2 separate regions of the Homo sapiens genome follow, and region 1 is linked to region 2. A link is an interaction called in ENCODE POLR2A ChIA-PET data of the cell type or tissue named here. Cell type or tissue: OCI-LY7. All regions are shown on one strand. Each heading gives the region's core, and the rest is flanking DNA. Links, peaks and the distances in the headings are about the cores only.

Region 1 (5,377 bases), core at 211-5,210, 170 kb before region 2:
AAAATAAGGGTCAAAATTTTAAAAATTCAGCAAACAGGAATAATAGAATGGCCAAGACCAAAAGCCAGAGCAGTTGTGTGGAAGTCAATGAAATCTCCAGAAATACAGAAAAAAGTCAGCATAGTAAAAACTAAAAGTCTAGAAACAGGAAAGCTCCAGGAGGCTAGCATCCATCAATTCAGTAGGAGTTTCAGAAGGTAAGAAAAAAAATCAGAGAGGTGGTGGGGGATAAAGTCAAAGACATAATAGAAAGTTTCCCTGAGCTGGGAAAAAATACAAGTCCTCAGATTGAAAGAGGCCACTAAGTACCAAGCAGGATAAATGAAAACAAAACCCATACCTAGATATTTTTAGAAATTTCAGAACCCCAAGAAGAATGAGAAAGGCTTAAAAGCTTGAATATTAGAAATGAGAATTTAATTAATTTCAGACTTCCCATCAGAAATGCTTTAAAAATCATGCCTTTAAAACTCCAGTGGAGGCTGGGTATGGTGGCTCAAGTCTATAATCCCAGCACTTTGGGAGGCCAAGGCAGGCAGGTCACTTAATGTCAGGAGCTCGAGACCAGCCTGAGCAACATGGTGAAACCCCATCTCTACTGAAAATACAAAAATTAGCCAGGTGTGGTACCACGTGCTTGTAATCCCAGCTACCCAGGAGGCTGAGGCAGAAGAATCACTTGAACCTGGGAAGTGAAGGTTGCAGTTAGCTGAGACTGCACCACTGCACTGCAGCCTGGGTGACAGAGTGAGACTGTCTCAGAAAAGAAAAAAGAAAAAAAACTCCAATGGAATATGAATTTGAGCTGAAATTATACTCCAGCAATGCAAGGAAAGTTTATCACGTGTGCACTCGAATGTAAAAATTACTCACGGAAGTACTTGTGCAAAACAAAGGGAATGAAAGAATGAGATTTCAAAAAAATGAGACTGAAGCAAATAAAAAACAATGATACCTGAATAAAAGTGAGGAAAGTAAAAACTACATTAAAAGACCAAGATTTGAATGTTGACAGCTGTGTGGCTGGTATTAAATACATGGAATATTCTTTCTTTCTCTATAGATTTTATCACACTTTTTTCTGCAGTGATTAATATTTGTATAACCACAATATGGTAAATGCTATTTTTATTTGGTTTAAGTATTCAAGCCTAGAAGACTTGGCTGTAGTTCCAGAACAGAATGTAAATGTTATGGGAGGCCGAGATGGGTGGATCATTTGAGGTCAGGAGTTCAAGACCAGCCTGGCCAACATGGTGAAACCCTGTCTCTACTAAAAATACAAAAATTAGCCCGGCGTGGTGGTGGGCTCCTGTAATCAGCTACTCGGGAGGCTGAGGCAGGAGAATTGCTTGAGCCTGGGAGGCGGAGGGTGCAGTGAGCCGAGATTGTGCCACTGCACTCCAGCCTGGCAACAGAGTGAGACCCTGTCTCAAAAAAGGAAAAGAAAAAAAAGAATGTAAAAGTTTTGTTATAAGCCATGAAAGTGGGAAGAATGGTGATCATATATATTGACGTGGAAGAACAAACACTATGTAAAGAAGCAAATGTAAGCTGCAGACTAACATGGTTAATATGACCTCATATATATATGTGCCATATATATGAGCATACAGATAAATAACAGTTATATATAAACATACAGATATATAACATTTACATATATAAACATGACAGATGTATAACATTTATATATAAACATACAGATATATAACATTTTTATATAGAGTCATATTATCCATATTGTTCTCTATTTATATATATAAATGTTATATATCTATATGTTTTATAACTATATGCATTTTTATGTGCATAGCAAAACACCTGGAAAACTTTCATTCACTTTTTACTTTCTACACTTCTGTAGCTTTTGAAACTTTACAACCATGAATAATTGTTATAATTAAAAATGTTAAATAATAGAATACTAGCTTGAAGATTTACCACATTTTTAGCTGGCGTAGGAGATATTGCTTTTGGTAAGGCCTCAAGAAAAACAGTCATTGATTTTGGTATGGCCTCAAGAAAAATAGTCTGATTGAGAACTACATTTAGTAGAACTCAATCTAAAACTAGGTAGAAACCTCAACTCTTTTCTAATATGAAAACAAAACAAACAAACCAAAACACTCCCGCAGACCAGAGACCAAAGAAAGATCAACACTGCCACCTATTGAGGATTTATTGGAGAACAGGCTAAGTTGAGTTTTTTTTAAATTGTGATTTTTAAACAGATTTTGAGATATTTTGAGATCTGCACAGACCTGAAATCTGGGTTATCTTCCACCAGGCACACGGATTCTTAGCCATAGAAGTAAGGAATCAGGAGCATACTGAGGGATGCTTGGGAAGGTATGAGTGACAGTTTAAGAAACAGACTCTGTTCAGCCTAGTAAAGAGCCTACCCAAAGGGACTTGGTCTCAGTTTCTTACTTGCTGTGCTACAGGACAAAGGCTGGGAGTGTGGGACCCTGGCAGACGAGTGGGGAGGAGATATGGGCCAACATATGTCACTCTGCTAGAAAGAATGTTTTAATTGTTACTTTCCAAAAATAAGATAATGTTCTGTGAAAACAGTGAAGGCACCCTGCTCACTGAATATATGTCAATAGAGAAGCACTGTGACCCTCCATCCTGGAAGTTACAGAAGAACATCAGCATTTCTGAGGAAGTTAGATTACAGTTAGATTATCTGCATGCACTCGTGTATTCAACCAAATACTTATTGATGCCCACTCTATGTTAAGTACTATGCAGGGCCCCTTCCACCCAGAGTCACAGATCCCATTCGACTGGCTTTTGGAATGACTCAAACATAGCCATGGCATGAGATAGTCCAGGAGGAATCAAGCTATATATTTGGTGAGCCATCCTAAACTCAGCCTGTATTTGGCAAGCACCGAATGTCTGTATCAAACTTAACCATGCTTAGGACACATTCTTTAAAAAGGTAGGCAGTGGCCGGGCGTGGTGGCTCACGCCTGTAATCCCAGCAGTTTAGGAGGCCGAGGCGGGCGGATCACAAGGTCAGGAGTTCGAGACCAGCCTGGCCAACATGGTGAAACCCCATCTCTACTAAAAATACAAAAATTAGCCGGGCGTGGTGGCAGGCGCCTGTAATCCCAGCTACTCAGGAGGCTGAGGCAGGAGAATCACTTTAACCTGGAAGGCAGAAGTTGCAGTGAGCCGAGATCTCACCACTGTACTCTGGCCTGGGTGAAAGAGTGAAACTCTGTCTCAAAAACAAACAAACAAATAAACAAACAAAAAACATAGGCAATGCGATCTGATGAACCAAACTCTTGTTCATTTTTAAAGGTTGACAATGAGACACCATCTCACACCAGTCAGAATGGCTCTTATTAAAAGTCAAAAAATAATAGATGGTGGGGAGGCTGCAGAGAAAAGGGAATCCTTGCACACTGCTGCTGGAAATATAAAGTTCCACCACTGTGGAAAGCAGTTTGGAGGTTTCTCAAAGAGCTTAAAACAGAACTACCATTCAACCCAGCAGTTCCATTACTCAGATACCCAAGGGAAAATACATTGTTCTATCAAAAAGATGCTCACATGTTTATTGCAGCACTATTCACAATAGCAAAGACATGGAATCAACCTAGGTGCCCATCCACGGTGGATTGGATAAAGAAAATGTGGTACATATACACCATGGAATACTATACGATCATAAAAAACCAAAATCATGTTCTTCGCAGCAACATGGATGCAGCTGGAGGCCATTAACCTAAGCGAACTAACACAGAAACAGAAAACCAAATATGGCATGTTCTCACTTTATAAGCTAAACACGGGGTACACATGGACACAAAAATGGGAACAACCGACACTGGGGACTGCTGCACGGGGCAGGTAGGAGGGAACAGGGGCTGAAAAACTATGCATTGGGTCTATGCTCACTACCTGAGTGACAGAATCAATCATACCCCAAACCTCAGCATCATGCAATATAACCATGTAAAAAAATCTGCACATGTACACCCTGAATCTAAAATAAAAGTTGAAATGTTTTTAAAAATCACATAAAAAGGAACTTGAGAGAATAAACAAATGAATAAAGGTTGAAAATATGAACATCCCAATATGATCAAAACAGATTTCATTCAATCATTGGTTAAAAAAAAAAGTAAGAACTATATGAGAATCACAAAATAATAGAGCTGGAAAGACTTCCAAAATGACCTGTATCACTCTGCTCATAAGCTGGGCTGGTCTAAATTGCTGTGAATAAGAATTCTGGTTTTCATTTGGGAGAACAGTACAAGAAAAGAAATATAAAGAGATGAATAATATGTACAGGATTTATTATACAGTCAATGTGCCATAAAGAGAATGCAAAATTGAGAATAAGTATCAAGAATGTAAAAATATTCTTTCACTTTACGTAATTCAAATCAGAAGATCCCAAACTTCCATCTTACTAAAAGGTGCTGGGTTCTGACTAAGGAGAGCTCATTGTTTTAAAAAGAATGCCATCAAATATGAGAAAAATATAAACCAATAAAAAAAATGGAAGTAGTTGATGGAATAAATAAACGGAATAGCAAGGGGAGGCCAGAAATTGGTGGGGCAGTAAGAAATCCCTTTATAAAAAAACTTGTAGGCCTTGCATTTGGGGAGCCCCAGGATGAAGGACTCTCCTTATTGATGAAGTAAATATCCATCTCCATAGCGACATTCTGTTAGATTGGTTCATATTCATTTGGGATTCCTTTAATTGAATATTCGTTCATTCAACAAGCTCCTCTTAGTGCGTGCTCTGAGCCAAGCCCTGGACTAGGCAAGAGCTTCACAGAAATGAATCAGACAGAGTCCCTGTTCTCCAGGCATTCATAGCTAGTTGCAGCAGCAAGCCTTGGAACAACACAGAGACGTAAAATTAATACAAGGGCTTAGAGGGAGGCATGTGTACGAAATGATGCGGCATTGGAAACAGAGTGTGGTGGGAGCCATTTAGGGAAGACCCCTAAAAATTTTGACAAAGCACCCCAAACATGCCAGACTCCCGGAGCATCCAAGGACCCAGCAGAGTTAGCACCAAAAATAAGCACTCAAACTATTTTGTTAATTTTCACGTTAGGTGCTTGGACAGGAAAATACACAGAAACCGTCTGCTTCTCTCAAGGGAAGAGAGGGAGAGCAAGAGTCCTAACTCCCTAAGGGGATTAAAACAGGAACGATGTGCAATGAAATGAGGTAAGTGATTTGGAAATGCAGCAGGGGATCAATGATTTGCCAGCAGGCAGGATGCGCAACAATAGTGGAGGAAATGCCTTCCGACCTGAGCCTTGGGGTTGATTCAAGTTAGCAAGGCAGAGGAGAGGGAAAAATGCAGTTCCAGCGAAGGGCGGAGCCTAGC
Region 2 (5,377 bases), core at 305-5,304:
TGCAAAGAATTGGATAGCAAGGACCCCAATCCTAAATGGGGAAGAAGGCAAGGAGGGGCAGACTTTGTAGTCCCTGACCACTCAGAAAGTCTGCAATTCAGTTCACTGGCGACGGCTCATGTCTCAAAGGGTGGCAGGCTGGAAAGGCTGAGGATGGGGAAGTGAGATTCATTCCAAGAAAGAAGTTAGACAGACAAGGGGCGGGCGGGGACTGTCTGAGCTGAAGAGGGAAATTCCCCGTCCTAGAGGGTGGCTGCCGGAAAATGCCATAAAGCCCTTCCAGGAGATGTTAAAAGGGGGAAGTCCCCAGCTCAGGGGTGGCATGACTGAGTGCACTCTGGACCCTGAGCTGGAGACCTGGCTCTGCCACCTCCAGGCTGGGTGCCTCCAGCAACCATCTCCATGGCCTCAGTGCCCTCCTATGTAGAAGAGACCCCAAACACCTCCCTGCAAATGAGACTAAAGGAAATGGAAGCATGTGGAAGAGCGTGAACTGTGGTGCAGACAGACGGGTGCACAGGGAAGGCATTCTGATGATCAGGAACAGACAGGTTAAGGTCAGGACCATCAGGCCTCGAGGCACAGCCCAGGGCAATCCCCTTAATAACTGAAGGCAGCCACAGGGGTTTGGCATGCCTGTCAGCCCAAGCCACTGGCCAACCAGGAGGCCCCAAGAGGAACGAGGCATCTGTACTATGCCCGGTGCTGAGTCCAGCACTGAGCTGCTCTCTGACACATCACATCACCTCCCTTAATCCTCACAACAAACCCACTGGTCAACAGTAGCAACAACAGGCACTGTCCAAGCATTTTGCACAGGGCAATTTGTCTAATTTTCACACTGACCCTATGAGGCAGGTCCACTCTATTGTAACCAAGGAGGAAACTGAGCCTTGGAGAGCTTAAGTCACTTGCTCAAGGTCAAGAGCTAGTAAGTGGCAGAGCTGGGATTCACGCTTGGTGGAACTCTGATATGCACCAGTTCCCATAAAACCACTGAGAAAAGTTGGGTTGGGGAAGCATGGAAAGAAAGTGTTAGAGGTTCCCCAGAGGCCACCAAGTCCATCAAATCACCAACAACTTTTTCTTTTTCACTTTTCCAGATAGTCTGGGGATTGATTTCATAGCCCCCCTTGGCTGACACGTGCCCCACATCTGCCCCAGTGCCTGCAGTGCCATGGTCCTGGGGAGGGTCCAAGCCTGGGGAGTGAGGCCTGGCTTGAGTCCTGACTTCACTACCCTGTGACCCTGGAAGAGGCACCCCACCTCCTGGGCATTCATTTTTGAATCTGCACAATGGGGCTGATGCCACCTACCTTGCAGGGTGGCAAGAAACAAAAGTGAAATCATGCATACAATAGCGAGAATTGACAACGTGCTGGCGGCCCTCGCTCGCCCTCAGTGCCTCCTCGGCCTTGGCGTCCACTCTGGCCACACCTGAGGAGCCCTTCAGCCCACCACTGCACTGTGGGAGCCCCTCTCTGGGTTGGCAGAGGCTGAAGCCGGCTCCCTCTGCTTGTGGGGAGGTGTGGAGAGAGACGTGTGGGCAGGAACCAGGGCTGCGTGCAGCGCTTGCGGGCCAGTGAGAGTTCCAAGTAGGCGTGGGCTCGGCGGGCCCCGCACTCTAAGCGGCCAGCCGGTGCCACCGACCCTGGGCAGTGAGGGGCTTAGCACCCAGGCCAGCAGCTGCAGAGGGTGTGCCGGGTCCCCCAGCACTGCCGACCGGCCCGCACTGCTCTCGAATTCTCACTGGGCCTCAGCCGCCTTCCCGCAGGGCAGGGCTTGGGACCTGCAGCCTGCCATGCCCGAGCCCCCTGGCAGTGGGCTCCCACATGGCCCAAGCCTCCCTGACGGGGACCGCCCCCTGCTCTGCGGCGGCTGTTCCCATCGACCATCCAAGGGCTGAGGAGGCAGCGTGGGACTGGCAGGCCGCTCCACCTGCTGCCCTCGTGCGGGATCCACTAGGCGAAGCCAGCTGGACTCCTGAGTTGGGTGGGGACTTGGAGAACTTTTATGTCTAGCTAAAGGATTGTAAACACACCAATCAGCACCCTGTGTCTAGCTCAAGGTTTGTAAATGCACCAATCAGTGCTCTGTGTCTAGCTAATCTAGTGGGGACTTGGAGAACTTTTATGTCTAGCTAAAGGATTGTAAATACACCAATCAGCACTCTTGTGTCTAGCTCAAGGTTTGTAAACACACCAATCAACACTCTGTGTCTAGCTCAAGGTTTGTAAACACACCAATCAACACTCTGTGTCTAGCTCAAGGTTTGTAAACGCACCAATTAGTTCTCTGTGTCTAGCTAATCTAGTGGGGACTTGGAGAACTTTTATGTCTAGCTAGAGGATTGTAAATGCATCAATCGGCACTCTGTATCTAGCTCAAGGTTTGTAAACGCACCAATTAGTGCTCTGTGTCTAGCTAATCTAGTGGGGACTTGGAGAACTTTTATGTCTAGCTAGAGGATTATAAATGCACCAATCAGCACTCTGTATCTAGCTCAAGGTTTGTAAATGCACCAATCAGTGCTCTGTGTCTAGCTAATCTAGTGGGGACTTGGAGAACTTTTGTGTCTAGCTAGAGGATTGTAAATGCACCAATCAGCACTCTGTGTCTAGCTCAGGGATTGTAAACGCACCAATGAGCACCCTGTCAAAATGGACCAATCAGCTCTCTGTAAAACGGACCAATCAGCTCTCTGTAAAGTGGACCAATTAGCTCTCTGTAAAATGGGCCAATCAGCAGGATGTGGGGGGGGGTCAGATAAGGGAACAAAAGCAGGCTGCCTGAGTGAGCAGCGGCAACTTGGTGAGGTCCTTTTCCCATTGTGGAAGCTTTGTTCTTTTGCTCTTTGCAATAAATATCGCTGTTAGTGTCTTTGGGTCCGCACTGACTTTATGAGCTGTAACACTCATGGGGTGGGTCTGCAGCTTCACTCCTGAGGCCAGCAAGACCATGAACCCACCGGGAGGAACAAACAACTCCAGAGGCACTGCCCTAAGAGTTGTAACACTCACCGCGAAGGTCTGCAGCTTTACTCTTGAAGACAGCGAGACCAGGAACCCACCAGAAGGAAGAAACTCTGAACACATCCAAATATCAGAAGGAACAAACTCCAGACACACTACCTTTAAGAACTGTAACACTCACCGCGAGGGTCCGTGGTTTCATTCTTGAAGTCGGTGAGACCAAGAACCCACCAATTCCAGACACAATAGCACCAGGTACACAGTGGTATCAAGAAATGCCAGTTCTCTTCCTTCCCCTCCCACTTCTCTATCTCTGTCCAAAGCTGCCCAGCTCTGGTGCCCCCTCCCAAGCTTCTCTGCCCTACTTCTGTCCCCTGTGATCATCTCAGGCTCAAACTCCACTCTCCTTTCCTGTCCCTCTCTAAGGGCAACCTTGGGCTGTTGGCACCTTTGCCTGAGTTGGCTTCGCTGTGAATTGTGAACTGGTGCACAGGGCAGCATCAGATGTGAAGGCCACTCTGTGTCCTACTGCCCCAGGTTGGGACATGCCTGTGGGATGGCCAAGGGCTGATGGGCACACAGGATAGCCACACCACCCAAAGCAGTTGCCCTCCCCAATCACCAGGTAGGCAGGCAACTTGGACCCTTGACTTCATTCATCCCAACTGGCCAAGAGTTGGCCGCCATCCTTGGGATGGACTTTTGCAATACCACTCAGGCCATGACCCCATGGATGGGCATCAGGAGACTCATGCTGTTACCCCAGTCCGGCCCATACACCCTTCAGTCAGTGTCTTCCCCTATCTGGGCCTTGGTTTGCTCAGTTTGTACACAAAGGGCAGTTTTCCGTACACCTCTGTACAGAAAGAGATGTACAGGACTTTGGGTCCTTCCAGTGCTAACAGAGTCTAGTTCTATTCTGCTGCATCCACAGCTCTGCTGCATGCACAGCCCTGCTGCCCAAGGTCTGTAATCTCCAGCCACTGCCTAATTTCCATCTCCCTGATTTCTTCTATTAGAGATACGTTTACAAAGTAGCCTGACCAGGCAAGGAGACGGCTGAAGCTCTGCTGTATTTAGTGACTCTGCTGCTGCTTGCTGTTTTCATTAAAAACAGGCTCCTGGGTGTCCCCACAGTCTGACTCAGTGCTTTCAAAACCACTTCCATGTCTCAGCCACAGGGAGCATTCCCAGGAGGGAGGAGGTCCAGGCCACTGGAAGTTAGGATTGCCTTTCCCATGCGTCAGAAGTGAGCTCCCTGGAGGACTCTGTGACTCACAAGACTGGGGTCCTGACTGTGCTTTCACAGCTGGAGCACTGAGCAAATATAACAAGAGCCATCGTTCAGGGCCATTTCCCTCATGCCAGATGCTGGGCTGAGGCTTGTCCCTGCACTTCATCATCTAACCCTGGAAACAACCCTATGAGATAGGGCTATTAGAATCACCATTCTTGGAAGAGGAGTTGAGGTTCAGAATGGTTGAGTAAGTTACCTAAGGCCACAGGCTTTTTACCCAAGGCTCCAAAGCAATACAGCACAGCGTTTGCCCTTGACAGCCCTCTGATGGCCACACACAGGGTGGCACTGAGGAAGCTGGTGTTGCGGTTCACCAGGGGATTTTGCAAAGTGCCCATTGGCCATTATTTTCCTGACCCCCCCAGATGAGTCAACGATTAAGCTCACAGGTCTGGAAACAAAGAGGTCAGACCCAGGACTCTGGGCCCCCTCTAGTAATTCTCAGCCTGCTAAAAGCTGAGCAAGATCACATGGCACAGCATCCCAGTACTCACCGAGGCTTGAGTGTAGGTGACGGCTTCTAAGATCTCAGCTACTCCGTCTGCCTCCTGCAGCCCACTGGTCTCTCCAGATGCCTGTGTGGAGACAAACTGTGCCACACACCGGGCAGAGCGGGCAGGGCCCATAAGAGTTGGATGACTGGGAAAGTTACAGAAACTGACAAACCGACTCTCCTACAGGGAAACCGTGTGTGTGTGTGTGTGTGTGTGTGTGTGTGTGTGTGTGTGTCTATGAGAGACGGAGTGGGGTTAAGGAGACAGCGTGTGTGCAGTGTGCATGGTTGGTTATTTGTTTTATTTATTTATTTTTATTTTTTTATTTTTTTGAGACAGGTTCTCTCTTACTCTGTCACCCATGCTGGAGTGCAGTGGTGCGATCTCAGCTCACTGCAAACTCTGCCTCCTGGGTTCAAACGATTCTCCTGCCGCAGCCTCACGAGTAGCTGGGATTACAAGCACACGCCACCACGCCGGGCTAATTTTTGTATTTTTTGTAGAGATGGGGTTTCACCATGTTGGCCAGGCTGGTCTCCAACTCCTGACCGCAAGTGATCCACCCACCTCGGCCTCCCAAAGTGCTGGGATTACAGGCGTGAGCTACTGCGCCC

The links. Peaks named below come from ENCODE experiments on the same cell type or tissue, not always from the same donor. Only the 100,000 strongest peaks of a DNase experiment are listed, where the experiment ranks them.
Region 1: POLR2A ChIA-PET joins it to region 2 with 5 read pairs; 2 of 35 experiments call an interaction of 5 or more read pairs at or near these places.

Annotation. Positions count from the first base shown.
Region 1 is chr9:99,159,779-99,165,155 of GRCh38, reverse strand. No RefSeq gene overlaps it. Among named protein-coding and RNA genes, the nearest start is that of TGFBR1, 57 kb to the right of the region's middle. In OCI-LY7, for the core only: a CTCF peak has its summit at 2,170; a DNase peak (open chromatin) is centred at 2,155.
Region 2 is chr9:98,988,645-98,994,021 of GRCh38, reverse strand. It overlaps COL15A1 (collagen type XV alpha 1 chain), which reads right to left. Exons shown (of 42, transcript NM_001855.5): 5 at 4,764-4,844. Among named protein-coding and RNA genes, the nearest start is that of COL15A1-AS1, 47 kb to the right of the region's middle. In OCI-LY7, for the core only: a CTCF peak has its summit at 4,541 (motif pointing left); no DNase peak of the experiment used is centred there.